2 separate regions of the Homo sapiens genome follow, and region 1 is linked to region 2. The links are chromatin contacts, found by Hi-C or POLR2A ChIA-PET in ENCODE. All regions are on one chromosome and are shown on one strand. The core of a region is the stretch at or near the end of the contact, and the rest is flanking DNA. Distances in the headings are between cores, read along the strand shown. Region 1 holds the start of LINC02910 (long intergenic non-protein coding RNA 2910). Region 2 overlaps LOC729296 (a long non-coding RNA gene).

Evidence for each region. Hi-C counts contacts between places; a loop is a spot of excess contacts on that map. ChIA-PET counts read pairs that join two places held with the same protein, here RNA polymerase II (POLR2A). Pooled maps may share reads with other maps.
Region 1: a map of CD14-positive monocyte shows a loop between it and region 2 (2.3-fold over the local background). The contact joins the promoter of LINC02910 here to the enhancer-like site in region 2. A Hi-C loop is called at or near these places in 5 of 168 maps with a recorded cell type or tissue (CD14-positive monocyte, aorta and gastrocnemius medialis) and 7 of 50 pooled maps. POLR2A ChIA-PET finds 5 or more read pairs at or near these places in 2 of 52 experiments (activated T-cell and common myeloid progenitor, CD34-positive).

What each region holds. Positions count from the first base shown.
Region 1 is chr20:60,054,123-60,061,271 of GRCh38, forward strand. It overlaps LINC02910 (long intergenic non-protein coding RNA 2910), which reads left to right and starts at 1,803. Exons shown (of 4, transcript NR_161293.1): 1 at 1,803-1,886; 2 at 4,785-4,864. RefSeq lists enhancers at 3,491-3,540, 3,551-3,730, 3,826-4,627, 4,334-4,583.
Region 2 is chr20:60,096,670-60,104,065 of GRCh38, forward strand. LOC729296 (a long non-coding RNA gene) reads left to right here. Exons shown (of 5, transcript NR_109918.1): 3 at 2,260-2,294; 4 at 3,502-3,550; 5 at 4,423-4,718. Among named protein-coding and RNA genes, the nearest start is that of MIR646HG, 38 kb to the right of the region's middle. RefSeq lists a silencer at 5,829-5,984. Within about 2 kb of position 5,047, at least 2 of the 41 ENCODE cell types and tissues checked have a DNase peak (open chromatin) inside an H3K27ac peak, as active enhancers do.

The DNA.
Region 1 (7,149 bases), core at 553-3,052, 46 kb before region 2:
GGCCAACATCCTGGGCTGTGGCTTTAATTTGGGCATAGTGTGTGCCTGCAAAACCTCGGCTGTATTCAACCTAGTCTGCCATTGATGGAGTGAGAACTGCCCCCAAATTATTTACATTCAAATTTGGAAGCAACTGAAACCCAACAGTAGGAGATTCATTACAGTAATTCCATGGAAATGGAATAATACGCTGTCGTTAAAAGTGTTCAAATCTTTTATGGTTATGATAAATCTAATAATAAAATCGAGACAATATTAGAATATATATTTTAACATTTTCCTAGTTTTGTGAAAAAAGCCCCAAATATCTGTATGAGCCTAGATAAATGACAAGAAAGGAAAACAGTAAGATTTTTATAATGGTTATTGCTCAATGGTTGGATTTTTAAAAATACTCTTCTATAATTTCTAAATTTTATGCCCTGAGGATGTATTACCTCCATAGTCAGAAAAATTATGAAAGGTATTTAAAACCCAAACTGGCTTTGGGCATGCAGAATGCTTGGTTATTTCTGAAGTATAAAAATAACTCCCCCTCTGTCCCATCAGCACGCGTGTTGCAGGGAGTCTGACGTTGCTCGCTAAGTCTCTTTGGTCGTTTCATACTAATGCCCTTTGCTCCCCTGATTATCTCTCTGAGGTTGGGGCCGGGGGATGGGGGTGTGCTAGGCCTCCTGGATGTCTGTCTGCTGCCAAAACATCCTCTCCTGTCTCTGTCTCATTGGTGCATTTTGATGAACCTGTATTGCCTGGTCACTGCGCGCTAACCACCAAATTATGAAACATTTGTGCTGCAAGGGAGCTGAGAGATCCTTAAACTCAATGAACCATTAGGCATAAGACACACACACACACATACACACGTGAATACACACAAACACACAAACAGCTTGGCTGCTCTGGGTGAAGCATGTGTGTGTTTGGGGGAAATTTCCTTCCCCACCCGTGGTCGTCCATTTGCCCATGAGCAGCTTCCGAGGCAGGTCCGTGGACCCCAACGCTGTGTAACACCGTGTGAAAAACACAAAGGCTTGCAGCCCTCTCACTGCAGACGTGGGAACACGACTCTGTTTAAAACCCTTCAAAGCCCGCCTTCTTGCCGTGTGATGCTGCCTGGGCCAGCAGGGCAGGTCACCACGCTGTCTCTTCAAAGCAGCTCGCTCATGCCCACAGCGCTGGGCACAAGGGCAGCCACGAGCTGTTTGATTTCTGCGTCCCCAGCAGATGGCTTGGTGCACAGGGGCAGGGCTCGTCTGTCCCTCTCACTGCTGCGTCCCAGGCTATGTCTCCACCATGTAACTTCAGACAAGTTCCTCAGCGTCTCTGTGTCCTGGTTCCCTCATTTGTAACATCAGGATATTGATAAGGATCATAGTAATAGGGATGTCCTTATGGGGCCTCATGAAAATGAAGAGTTCTCTGTGATGTGCCTGGAACCACAGAGGGCAGCAAGTGGGAGCCACAGAAAGTCATCTCTTTATCATAGTTGTCATTGGTAACTATGACGGTTATCAAGGGCAGGGGTCTCCCACCTTCTGCATCCAGGCCTTGTCATTCCTTATAAAATTTTCTCCTTTCAAGGACTTTCAATGCCCTGAAAACGGAATGCTCCTCCCTGCTCCCCATCAGCTGCTGCAGAGCCCTGAACCCCTTGAACTTGCCTTGCTTAGTTCTTTCAGGGGCTGCCTTGGATGCCACCTCACTTCCCTCTTCTTGGCTCTGTGGCTGTCAGAGGGGCTGGGCACTGGGTTACTTCATCAGTTCCTGGGTGTTGATCGGCAGGAAACAGTGGTTTCCTGTTCATATCCTGCCTGAGCCTGGGCCGGGTGGAGGTGTCCTGCATGGAGTCTTGTGAAATCGCGTGGACTGCAACACCCAGCAGCGCGGTGAGTCCACCCTGAAATCCACAGTGACCCACGCGGCATGTGCTGGGAATTGAACGCTTGGGGAAAGAGCTGGGCTCCAGCGGATCAGCCCCGACCAAGTCGTTCCCACAGCTCAGGACCGGACGCTACAAGCCCACTTTGTAGCAGTTTGGCGGACGGCAAACTTTTGCAACACAGTGCAAAAACCATTTAACACCTTTAAGGGAATTGGAAATGGGTTTTTCATGTGTGGTGGTGCTGAAAATTGAGAATAATGACAGAATTATTAAAAACAGCCTTCTCGGCCTTAGACTCTTAATTGCCTCTGGTCTGTAAAACTGACAAATAAGCACTGTAGAAGCCACAGATGAAATATGTCGTCTTGGGAGCCCTGGAGAATTGTCTCTGAATTCTTTTGTTTATGGATTGTAGAAACTGCTTTGGGGGTAGTTGGATGTAGAAGCAGAAGGACAGAGTGGGGAGCTGGGAGCAGGAGGCCTGGGTTTGTCTCCTGAGTCTGTTTCCACTGGGGCCTGAGGCTCCCGTGTGAGGGAACATGAATGGGCCAGGCACATGGGCCCTGTGGGGTGACAGAGCTGTGGGCTCCATGGTGGCTCTGTGGGCAGCTAGCTTGGGGATGGCTGAGATAAAGACAAGTAGTTTTCCTTCCTGCAGGACTTCTCAGAGCCTTTAGTGTGGTTATAATGATAGAAAACAGTATTAAGTCCATACCCTGAACCAGAAACAATGCTAAAAGCTTTGCACTTGGCCTTTTTTTTTCTTTTTCTTTTATCAACATGTGTGAGGACGGAAGCTTAGGCTTACAGATATGGACTCATTGAGAGTGAGTGGACGTGTCTGATCTTTAACCCAGTTCTGTCTGACCAAAAAGCCTGTGCTCTAACCACTGTGCACCCCTGCCTGTCTGTCCTGTTGAGAGAACTGTAGGGAAAGCCTTGAGATTATGTATCCAGTGCTCCCCTCCTCCTGATTGGAAGATGGCAGCTCAGAAGGTTAGGGTGCCTTCTCCTGTCCTCCGAGTGGTTAGATGCACGTGTCCTCTTCTGTCCTCTGCTCTTCCCACATCCCTCTCTCTCTGGTGCTCTGGTGGAGCCCCTGGGATCAGGGGTCACAGGAGCACCTGGGCCATTTGCATGGTTGTTGGTAAAGGGTGTTCCCCCACCCCCCATTAAGGTGCCTGCCATCAAAGTGCCTTATTGCTTGAGTTCCAATCTCGGCTTCACAACTCTGTAGCTGTGTGACTTTGCACAATGTACTGAGCCTCTCTGTGCCTGAACATCCTTGTTTGTAGATAGTAAAGATAATTGTCCCTTACTCCTAGGTTTCACATTGAGTGTTTAGCAAGTTAACGTTTGTAACGTGTGAAGTCATAAGATGCAGGACTGGATGACTGCCCTACCCACAAGAGGCCTAGGATCTTCCCAAGTTGCACTACTTATGGGACAGGTCTGCCAAGCAGCCCTTGTGAAGATAAAGGTGGTGATGAGTTCCTCCCACAAAACAAGAGCCTCAGAGAGACTGGAAAATAACCCCCGGTGCCTTTTATCAACTGGCCAGCAGATGGCAGAAGCAAGCCAGGAACAGAGCTTGTGTGCGGCGGCTGTGGCAGCTACCTTTGAAAATCCCGTGGTGTTTGGTGGTCGTATTAAGAGATCTCTGGTGTAGGAGCATCCTTCATTCTAAGCAGGATTCTGAACAAACTCAGAACTGGCTTTGTGGCTGGTACCGAGGACCCAGGGGTCACGGCTGCTCCCAGTGGGTGCTGATGCCCATTTGTTTGTGCAAGTTGGTCCCCTGTAGGGAGGACAGATGGTCTGTCTCGGACTTTCTGGCCTGTGCACCAAGGCCCAGGGATGGAAGTGGGGCAGCATGTCCCCATCATTAAATAGGGCGTTCTTGATAATAATCCCATAAGGCCTAATGTGATGGGTGTGGTCAATCATTCATTCATTCTGTGAGGATTCAGTGAGCAGCTACTCCATGCCTCTAGGCTCTGAGGACGCAGCATGAGAAACACACGGAAGGCCCACGATGACCAGGGAGCTCGCCTTCCAGGGAGAGAGGAGAAAAATAAATGGTAGGGAGTTAAACACGACAAAGTAGAAAAGGGCCAGCTGCAAGAATGAAATTAAATAGGAGGCTGGTGGCAGGGGGGCAGGGAAGCCTGAAGCACCTGACTGCCCAGAACAAGCCGCACCTGTGAGGAGCTGGGAAGGGCACTCCAGGCAGAGGGAGCACCAGAGCAAACCCTGGGAGGGGGATGAGCCTCTTGTTGAAGAACTAGAAGGAGGCCAATGTGGCTGAGCAGAACACATGAGGCGGAAGGAGGAAGTGAGGGGCCCTGGGCCTGGCCACCAACCGGCAGATCAGGGGTGAGGACTCCACTTGGGAGAGTGTGAATGGCCCAGTGTGAATGACAAAGCAGTTTCATGCAGCTCAGCCTGTCTGGCTAAGTGCGCAGCCCTGAGGATTGGGCTCTGAGCGTTGCAGCCCTTCTGAGTCTGTGGGCCCCTCTCCCAGGAGGATCAGGTTGCCCAGGGCAGCTGGAAATGTCCTTAAGTGACTCCTTGCTGCTGCTGCCGCTGCGTCTTGCTGACATCATTTCCCCGCAACAAGCGCTGGTCTCCTGGGGCGGCTGCCCCCTCTCATCTGCACATCTAGCTCCCCTGCCAGGCCTGTGCTGTTTTCCGGGGCCTCACAGAGAAGCTCAGGCAGGTGGAGCCTCAGCAACAGGCGCCATCCTCCCCTTCAGCCTGTCGCGGCTCCTCCCTGGGGCATGCTTGAAAGCCCAGACATGTTCTTCACATCTGAGAAAGCAGTTAAACTGAAATTCCTGGCAGACTCAGGTTCAAATCCTTATTAGGCTGTTAAGTGAGAGGGGATTTCATTTCCTTGCAGCCGCCCTGGGTCCTGCCACTGAGCAGCTGTTGGTAGGCTCTGCTGTGAGGTCTCCTCTTCCGGCTTTCCCACTTCCCAAGGTAACCTGGTGTGGGGAGGAAGCCGGGGGCCTCTGGTGAATGGGAACCTGTGCAAAGAAGGAGCCGAGGGCAGGGAGAGGTGGGATAAGACCCAGCGTGGGGGCCTGAAAGTGAGGCCAGCAGAGAGTCATTGAGAGGCCCTCGGAGAATACGTTCTGGGGACGCAGTCAGGGAACACCTGTTTCCTGCTGTGTGACTCTCACAACCCAGCTGTGGACACACACGTATGTACATATATGCACACACAGGAACACATATGCACACACAGGAACACATGCACACATGGACACACATATACACACGATGAATACACATACAGACACACATTCATATATACACACATACCTATGTATACACATGTACACACATACACTCACATGCACATGCACATATAGACCTACAGATACATAAATGTACATCCTTATAGATGCGTACATATACAGTACACATGCATGTACTCACAAATACTTATGCCCACATCTACATATATGTATAATACATATATACACATATAGATATATACATATATACTCACATGTCTATGTATAAACACACACCTATATGCACATGCCTATACATATATGCACATACATGCCCACATACACCTATGTAAACATATACACACATCTATATTTAAATATGCTCATGCATGCATATATACACACATATATACACATTTATGCATGTGCATTCATGTACATATACACACATGCACTGACATCGACACATGCATGACACAATGATATAGATATACACACATATATACATGCATGAACACATCTATATGCATACATACACATATGTGGATATAGAAAAATAGCAGATATACACATACATGCACATATCTGTATGCACACATATATACATACAGATAAACACATGTACATTCATCTAGATTTCCACATTTACAAGTGCATATTGGTACACATATGCATACATATGTGTATGTATGAATCTTTTCTCCCTCTATATCACACACATACCTTTTGCTGAGGGCTTAGTATTTACTAGGTGCCAGACTCTGCTCTCTTAATATAAGGTCGCCCCAAAACAGACCCTGAGCTGAGGATTCGGGTGCAAGCGGCTAACATGGACGGTGATCCAGCAGCACCGTGAGGAAGTGGGGCTGAAACCTGGAAGGGAGCAAGGCCGGGGATTAGGGTGACCACAGACAAGGCCATCACTGAGGACCTTGGGGTTCAATTTCTCCAGTGGGGGTGTCTAAGCCACTATGTTGCGTCACGTGTCAGAATTGCCCTCTGGAGGACTGGAAAACTGGGTGTTGACTGCCACTTCCTGCTCCTGGCCATGAACTCCTGGTGCTTCTAGTTTGCCCAGCATAGGCCATGTGCTCCTGGGGCCAGCGAGGGTCCACAGGCAGAGGCTGGGGACCTGTGCTGCAGGTGATCGCAGGTGGGCCCTGGGCCACCACACGCTCCACACAGGTGCTGCCTCATGGGTCTTTCACAACAACCCCCGTTTGACAAGGAAGAATCTGGGGCTTGGGGAGGTCTATAGATTTGAGGGGTGTTATGGGCGAGGCTCATAGCAGAACCAGGTCAAGAATCAAGGTTGTGTGATTCTAGCAGGTAAGTCCTGACAATGACTGGCAAGTGTGAGCCATGCAGGGGCAGGACAGGCCTCATGAGTGGTGACAGGAGGTGGTTCAGGGTTGTTTTGCACAGCCAGGCATTCTTTGAAGGGCAGCTGCAGTGAAGGGCCTGGCTGCACAGCCAGCCTGCCTGGGTCCAGATCCCAGACTCACCATGTCCTGAGGGAGCTTGGGGGAACTGCCTGTTCCCTCTGGGCTTAGTTTCTCTTCAACACTAAGAAGACTCAGTTGAGTCATGTTCATGATGGAGTGCTTGCAACACCACCAGAGAGGAAGGGATTGTGAATGAGGCCGTCCTGGGGAAGCGCAGGTGTGTTGGGGTGGGCGGGTAACCAGGTATTGCGACAGGGGCACAAGGTGGCACTCAGCCTCCTTGTGTTTGTAGCAGACTTTTGAACACTAGACTTTCTGGTGGCACCTGTAGCACCCTTAAAAAGTGAATGCTGCTGCCCAAATTAAATCTGAGCAGACTGAACTGAACGTCCCAGCATAACCTCAACGTCTCTGGGGCCCCATCTGCCCTGCTCTTAGCATCCCACTAAGAGAAGCAGCAGACACTCAAAGCAATTGGAAAAATGACCTGAGTTCATCCAAACCCTTTAAGGAGAAACCTCTCTATGACTTTCCCTACGATTCTTTCACCCCGTATTTCTCCCCTCCCATGGTCTCACTC
Region 2 (7,396 bases), core at 3,797-6,296:
ATACCTTGCCTTCCCTAAGCTGCTGATGAATTAGCAGATCAAATTCCAGAAATAATTCAACCTTCCACTGTTTTTTTTTTTTCACGCACGTGTCCCTTTGCCAGGCAGCCTTGCTGTAGTGCCTCTGTTTAATATTCCATTTGTAAGATGGGCAGCTCCAAGTCTATGCTCACTCAGCTGCTCATCAAGAATAACAAGGTAAATGACAAAGGAGGTAAGAATGTCCTCGTCAAATGTCCTATGCTGTCACCTGCCAGAAAGCCCTCGGCAGTCAGTGTCCAAGATGGCTCCCCACGCAGGAATCTCTCTGAAGTGCTCTGTGATCTCCACAACTAAAACATAATTTCTGGCTCCAGAGAGCTCTGGGGCTCTGTTCCCTTGTTCAGCCCGTGCTCCTGGTCATCGTCAGCCCCAGGACTGAGGCTTGGACTGGCTCAGGGGCTGCTGTCTGTGAAAATCAGATTGATGCATCTGATTACATGGCCTGTTAACATCTGCAAAAAATAAGATAAAATAAGAATTATTTACCTGTCACAGCTTTGACACACCATCACAAACTGGAGCTGACACCTCTTCTGTTCACCTTGGAGAGGTGCAGAGTGAAGAGCAGACCGTGACACACTTAATAGATTGCTGGGCATTTACGGAGCTGCTTGTTACCCAGCTCAAGAGCCATGTCCAACTGCTACAGCGTTCATCAAAGACAAGAAGCCACAAGGAGCAAGTCAGTACTGCAATTCATTAAGGCAACTTGACCTCTGGGGAGAGGAGAAGAAAAAGGAACTAGCAGCATTGATTGCCTATGTTTCCTGAAGTGTGGTGTCATGGCATAAAATGACATTGAATCACAGGGTGAGAAAACCACGCATTTCAGCTCTTGCTTGGCCTTTGAAGACGACATAGGAAGTCTCTGCTGGTGCTAGTTGTCTTGAGCTTCTCTTTGACACCCTTTCCTAATGCAAACAGAGTGGGCCTCAGCATGGGAGCTTCTGCAGGTGACTCTGCTAAAAGGTTACTAACACTGTATAGTGGTGTTCCATCCATTTAAAAAATATACTTTAATTTTTAGAGTAGTTTTAGGTACACAGTAAAATTAGGTGGGAAGTGCAAAGATTTCTCATTTACCTCCTGCCCCCACCTACACACAACCTCCTCCATTATCAAGATTCCCCCTAGGGTGGTACATTTGTTGTAATTGATGACCTGACATTGACAGATGGATGACATATAGTTTGCATTAGGGCTCACCCTTGGTGTCATACATTCTATGGGTTTGGACAAATGCAAAATCACATATATCCCCCATTACAAGATCCTACAGAACACTCTCACTGACCTAAAAATCCTCTGGGCTCTGCCATTCATCCTTCCATCCCTGTAGTCCCTGGCAATCACTGGTCTTTTTATTGTCCCCATAATTTTGCCTTTTTCAAAATGTCATACAGTTGGAATCACACAATACAAAGCCTCTTCAGATTGGCTTCTTTCACTTAGCAATGTGAGTTTCTGTCTTCTCCACTGTCTTTTCATGATTGGATAGCTAATCTTTGTTTCATCTATTTTTAAGGTTATGCACCAGTTAAGGGAAGTGGTATAAGTTTTCCGTGTATAGGAGTGATATATAGTTTTCATGTTCTTTGATTTGAAAATTAACTTCCTTTAAATATATAATTGCTTTGTTTATTTTTGGCCAGATAGGACACTCACTCAGCTCAAAAATCAATGTAAATCAAAAGGTTTGTATTGAAAACTCTGCCTGCCATCTGTCTCCTGCCACCCAGCTCCTACCCACACTGTGTTACCACTGACTTCTGTTCATCCTTCCAAAGAGTTTATGCAAATACAACCTGTTATAAATATATGTTCTCCCTCAACAGTTTTCTACACAAATGGTAGCATACTTTATGAACTGTTCTGTATCTTTTTGGCATAACAGTATACCCTGGTGATCATTCCCTATCTGTATATTTCCTCATTCTTTTTTTCTGCTGTATAGAATTCCATTTTCTGGATGTACCACAGTTCATTCAACCATCCCCTACTAATGGACACTTAAGGTGCTGTGGTCTTTGATGCTGTAAACAGAGTAGCTGGGAATAGCTTGTACTTACATCGACCCACATGCATAGGAGCATATCTGGGAAGTGGCGTTGCTAAGTAAAAGAGAACATTAACTTCTAATTTTGGCAGACATTGTCAAATTGCCCTCCCTAAGGAAGTCATAGTTTTTTAATTGTTAAATGGTCTTATTATTTGTAGATCGACAGAAAAGAAATGAGTCAACGATGGTGCAGGTGATCTGTGCAGTGCTGTGCAGGGGATGGGTCAAAGCTGTGATGCTGGCATGCAACTAACTCACCATTGTGAGCCAATCACAAAAGCAGAAACTTGGCCAAGCTGGTATCTTTCTAGAAACAAACTTCAGATGTTTACATCTGTAACAAAGACAAACTTCAGATGTTTAATTTTTATTTATTTATTTATTTAGTTTTATACTTTAAGTTTTAGGGTACATGTGCACAATGTGCAGGTTAGTTACATATGTATACATGTGCCATGCTGGTGCGCTGCACCCACTAACTCGTCATCTAGCATTAGGTATATCTCCCAATGCTATCCCTCCCCGCTCCCGCCACCCCACAACAGTCCCCAGAGTGTGATGTTCCCCTTCCTGTGTCCATGTGTTCTCATTGTTCAATTCCCACCTATGAGTGAGAACATGCAGTGTTTGGTTTTTTGTTCTTGCGATAGTTTACTGAGAATGATGATTTCCAATTTCATCCATGTCCCTACAAAGGACATGAACTCATCATTTTTTATGGCTGCATAGTATTCCATGGTGTATATGTGCCACATTTTCTTAATCCAGTCTATCATTGTTGGACATTTGGGTTGGTTCCAAGTCTTTGCTATTGTGAATAATGCCGCAATAAACATATGTGTGCATGTGTCTTTATAGCAGCATGATTTATAGTCCTTTGGGTATATTCCTCAGGGATCTAGAACTAGAAATACCATTTGACCCAGATGTTTAATTTTTAAATGGACCAGTAGAAGTGGAAAGGAGGGACATGTATGTCTATACTCTGGGAGAGATGACAGATGCCCTCATTTGCCCCCAAATTGGTGCATGAGGGCAGGGCTGGGGTTGGGCTTTGGGTGCTGCATCTTGCACCCCTTAATGGGTGTGAAGGGTCCCAGGTGCTCAGGTGGGGCTGGCCACGTCTCCAGGGGACTTCTGTTTCCTGCTTGTCTTGCTGGAGGCCGGCTGCTTTGTCTTCTTCAATTCCTTGACATTCCTGATATTAAGCCCCTTCTTGGGCCAGTGTGAGTGGGCTTCCTCCCTTCTAAAGATCAGCCCGCCCTGAGACACTCGCTGTTTCTCCCTAGGTGGAAGCACCCTCAGTGGGTGATGCTAGAAATACCTGCCCGTCATTTCTACTTCTACTGGTCCCATTTTAAAAATTAAAAATCTGAAGTTTGTCTTTATTACCTTTCTAGAAAGGGACCAGCTTGACGAAGCTTCTGCTTTTGTGACTGTCTCCTAATGGTGAGTATTGAGAATTTCTTCTTATAGTCGCAGCAGTGAAAAGGAACTTTTCATCCAAAAATTACAAAACAGATTTATGTTGAAAATAATGAGAACTTTGTTGGTGCCCTGGAAAAATATTTGAGAGAAGCAGAGAGTGATTCCTTTTATTGGGCCAGAGTGTAAAATTCAGCTCATTGGTCTCAAGGGAAGAAAAAGTTCTTTTCTTCAGTTGGCAATTTGTTTTCAACAAAAGATTTGGAATGCCTTTTTCTTTTCTTTTCTTTTCTTTTCTTTTCTTTTCTTTTCTTTTTAATAAAGGAAGGATATAGTTAGTTGACCAGGAATTAGCTAGGGATTAAGAATTGGTTGGCTTGGCAATATTTCTACCTGCTTGCTGTGCATATACTTGAATTAACAACGGTCAATAATCAAAAGGGCATTAGAATGTGAGTTGGGCTGTGGAGGGACCACCCCAAATCTACTTCTCTGTAGTATTGAACCCAGGGGCCTCACTTTGCTTCGCTGCAATTCTGTGGTTTTTAATTTATCATTTCCAGGATCTGGGGGTTTCTTCAAGCTCCCAGACTTGCTCAGGCACATTGCAAATAGCCATGATTTGAGATGATTTTCTTTAATGCTGAAGCAGATGAAGAACCCAGGTTCTTTTTAGTGGCAAGGCTTGTTTATCAGCAGCTATACAGCTATGGGCACAGACACAGGTAAACAGCACAGATGCTGGGAGAGGGCTGGCATCTGACCGTGACCATCACGCCCATGTGACAAAGGATGTCACCACAGTGAACAGTTCTGACCACAGTGGCTTTTCACCTGCTTCGTTAAATTTAACTCACACCGGCTCAGAGGACAATTTGATTCATTCTGTATCTCAGCAGAAACCAGAGCACCTCAGAAGATCAAGGCTTCCAAATTCTCCTGGGGGAACAGACGTCAGCCATTCAGCACAAAGGAAACTTCCTTCTCTGTATGTCAGAGGAAGACATAATTGTGCCATTTCCTTCTTGAAGAAGTTTACAAACATTTGCAAGTTGTCAAAAATAATTAGTCTAAAATTGTTTCATAAACCGTGGAATGAAACAGGACGTGCCTTGTTGAGATCAAAGGGCTTCTGTTACCTTCTTGTAAACTCAAATGAAATTCTTTTGAAAGTAAACTCTTGGAATTAGCAGTGGTTTTTGTGGCACATGTATGGCAGGGGGAGGGGAGCAGAATGATTCAGATAGCAGAGTCCAGGGGAGAGCCGGGAGGAGTAAAGCCCTGTCCACAGAGAATGGGAATGGGTCTTGAACAGCCATGGTGATCTGTGCCAGTGGGCACAGGACTTCTTCAACGGGAAGCTCAGGCATTCAGGAAACACTCATTTCGGTGATCTTGAACTTGCAAGAGTGAGAGTGGGCATGGACACTCACAGTTCTACAAACAAAGTAAGAACTGGGGCTTGTGAGTCAGTCAGACTGAGTTTCCATTCCAGCACCGCCGGCTCCTACAAGCAGGCCCTGGAGAAGCCACTTCACCTCCGCGTCTCAGGCCACTCACCTCCAAAGACAGATGCAAACTCCGCCTCCCTCCTCGGTGAGAGGTAAGTGAGGTGTTGCCTGTGGGGGGCTCAGTTCAGTGCCCAGCCCCGAATAAGCTCTGGGGAATGGCCGCTCTGATACTTATGATTGTTCCTCATTATTAGGATGGAAACAAGCAGGCATTTACCGAGGGCTTATCGGTGGCAGATGCTAGAGGGGGCCTGGGACCTCGTTGAGAAATGCAGAGGTGTGCATCCTCTCCCTCAGGGGAGGTTGGATAGGAGTCCAGCTCCTAACATAACCGCACGGGGCATCAGCCCCACGGAATGCAGCTGTTGTGTGGCCAGGTCCTTTGGGCACGGTGCCCATAGAACTGAGCCTGGTGGCCTGGTGAGCAAGTGGGAGGGCATGTGAAGGCGGTGGTGAGAAAGCAGAAGCCTGGGGGGCTCCTGTGAGCCCTGCTTGAAGGGTCAGTAGGGGAGAAAGTGAGATGGTGGAGATGGTGAAGAGTTGCTTGTTGAGAGGAAGCAGATAAAACGGAGCTAAATAGCTGCAGTTTTCCCTCTGTCTGTGTGTGTATATCTGTGTGTCCTGCCCTTCCAAGGAGGAGAGAGAGGACAAGCAGGGATGAGAGGAGAGAATCAGGCTGGACTGTCAGTCTTTTCTCCCCTGGAGACCTTCAGGGTAGCAGGCTACAGGCCTGAAGCTGGCCTGAGGCCCTGGCTGTAGGACACGCTGTGTGGAGGAGAGCAGGTAGGGGAGAGAAACAGCATCTCTCCTATGTGTGCTGCCATGCAGGGGCCCTCAGAGAGGGCGCTTGGGAGACAGAAGCATCCCACACCACTCTCAGGTTGCAAGGACCCTGCTGAGAAGGGAAAGGTGGCCCCTGACAAGCACAGGTGGACACAGCCTGCACACAGTGGCCTGTCCTCCCCACATTGCATTACTCTGTCTGCTGGAGTCATGGCTCAGTGAGCTAAGGGCAGGGATGTACATTTCTGACCCTGTAAATCATATATTTGCTGTCACACAGGGCAACATTTATCCTTTTAATACAGAGTCTATCCCTTTCTCAATTAAACAATAATACTTTTTACCAGATTTAGACAAACTTCATCTGCTGAGTCATCAGATATTTACAGAACACTTACTCTGTGCTGGGTCCTCTGTGAGGTGCAGAGAGGAGAGCGGTGAGGAAGCGAGTCCCTGCTGCCCTCATGGGGCTCACAGTGCAAACTCCAGCTTGCAGGCCAAATCTGGCCCACTGCCTGATACTGTAAATAAAGTTTTATTGGCACACGGCCACACCCACTTGCTTATATAGTCTCTGTGGCAGCTTTCAGGCTGCAGTGGCAGAGTTTAGCAGGTCTGACAGCGATCATCTGGCCCACAAAGCCAGAAACAATTACTCTCTGGTCCTTTACAGAAAAAGTTTGCTGGCCCCTGGTCTACACCTCCCCTGTCCAAAAGAAATATAAAATGAGTTATGTGCCTAAGTTGATGTTTTCTAGTAGCCACATTAAAAAAAATAGAATGAAACCAGTAATGCTAGTTTCATTAATATTTATGTAACCCGATATGTCCAAAATATTATCATTTCAACATATCATCAATATAAGAATATAAATGAGTTATTTTGCTTTTTTTGTAAACTCTTAGAAATCTGATGTGGATTTTACACTTAAAGTCGATCTCAGTTGGGATAAGTCCCATTTCAAGAACGCAGTGGCACATGTGGTGGGTTTCTGCTAGGGCAGAGCTCAGAGGAGGGCCATTATATAAATCACTGCACACATGGGACCCCCAGTGAGGAACTTGGACACATACTGAGAGCCTAGAGTAGGCCCGGCACCAGGTACTCATCGCCCTGGAATTCTGTGGAGTAGGGGCGAGTGTCCTTCTGATTTTCTCATGAGGAAGCAGAGGCGTAAAGAGGTTTAAAAGCCTGTCCCAGGAGAAGCAGGGGCCAGCTGGGGGGCATAGAAAGGGAGCTGGGACCCAGCTTGAGGAGGTGGGGAGGCCTCCGGGGTAGTAGCATCATTCTTTCCAACCATAAAACATGCAGCCTGGGCTTCCTTCTTGAAGTTGTAGGTCCTGGAGCGTATTCACTTTGCATAGAGATCATTTGAAAAATGAAAATGAAAAGCAAATTGCATCCACGGTGTGCCTTCATGTACTCATCATTGTTTTAAAGCAGGGAGAAACAAGCTGTGGCCTCTTCATGTTCACTCACAGATGCTGCAGGTGGCTTAACTAGCAGAGTGGAGTGGCTCTTCAAGCCGCTAAACCAGCCACTACTTGCATTCAAGGAAGGTATTTCGATGGATTG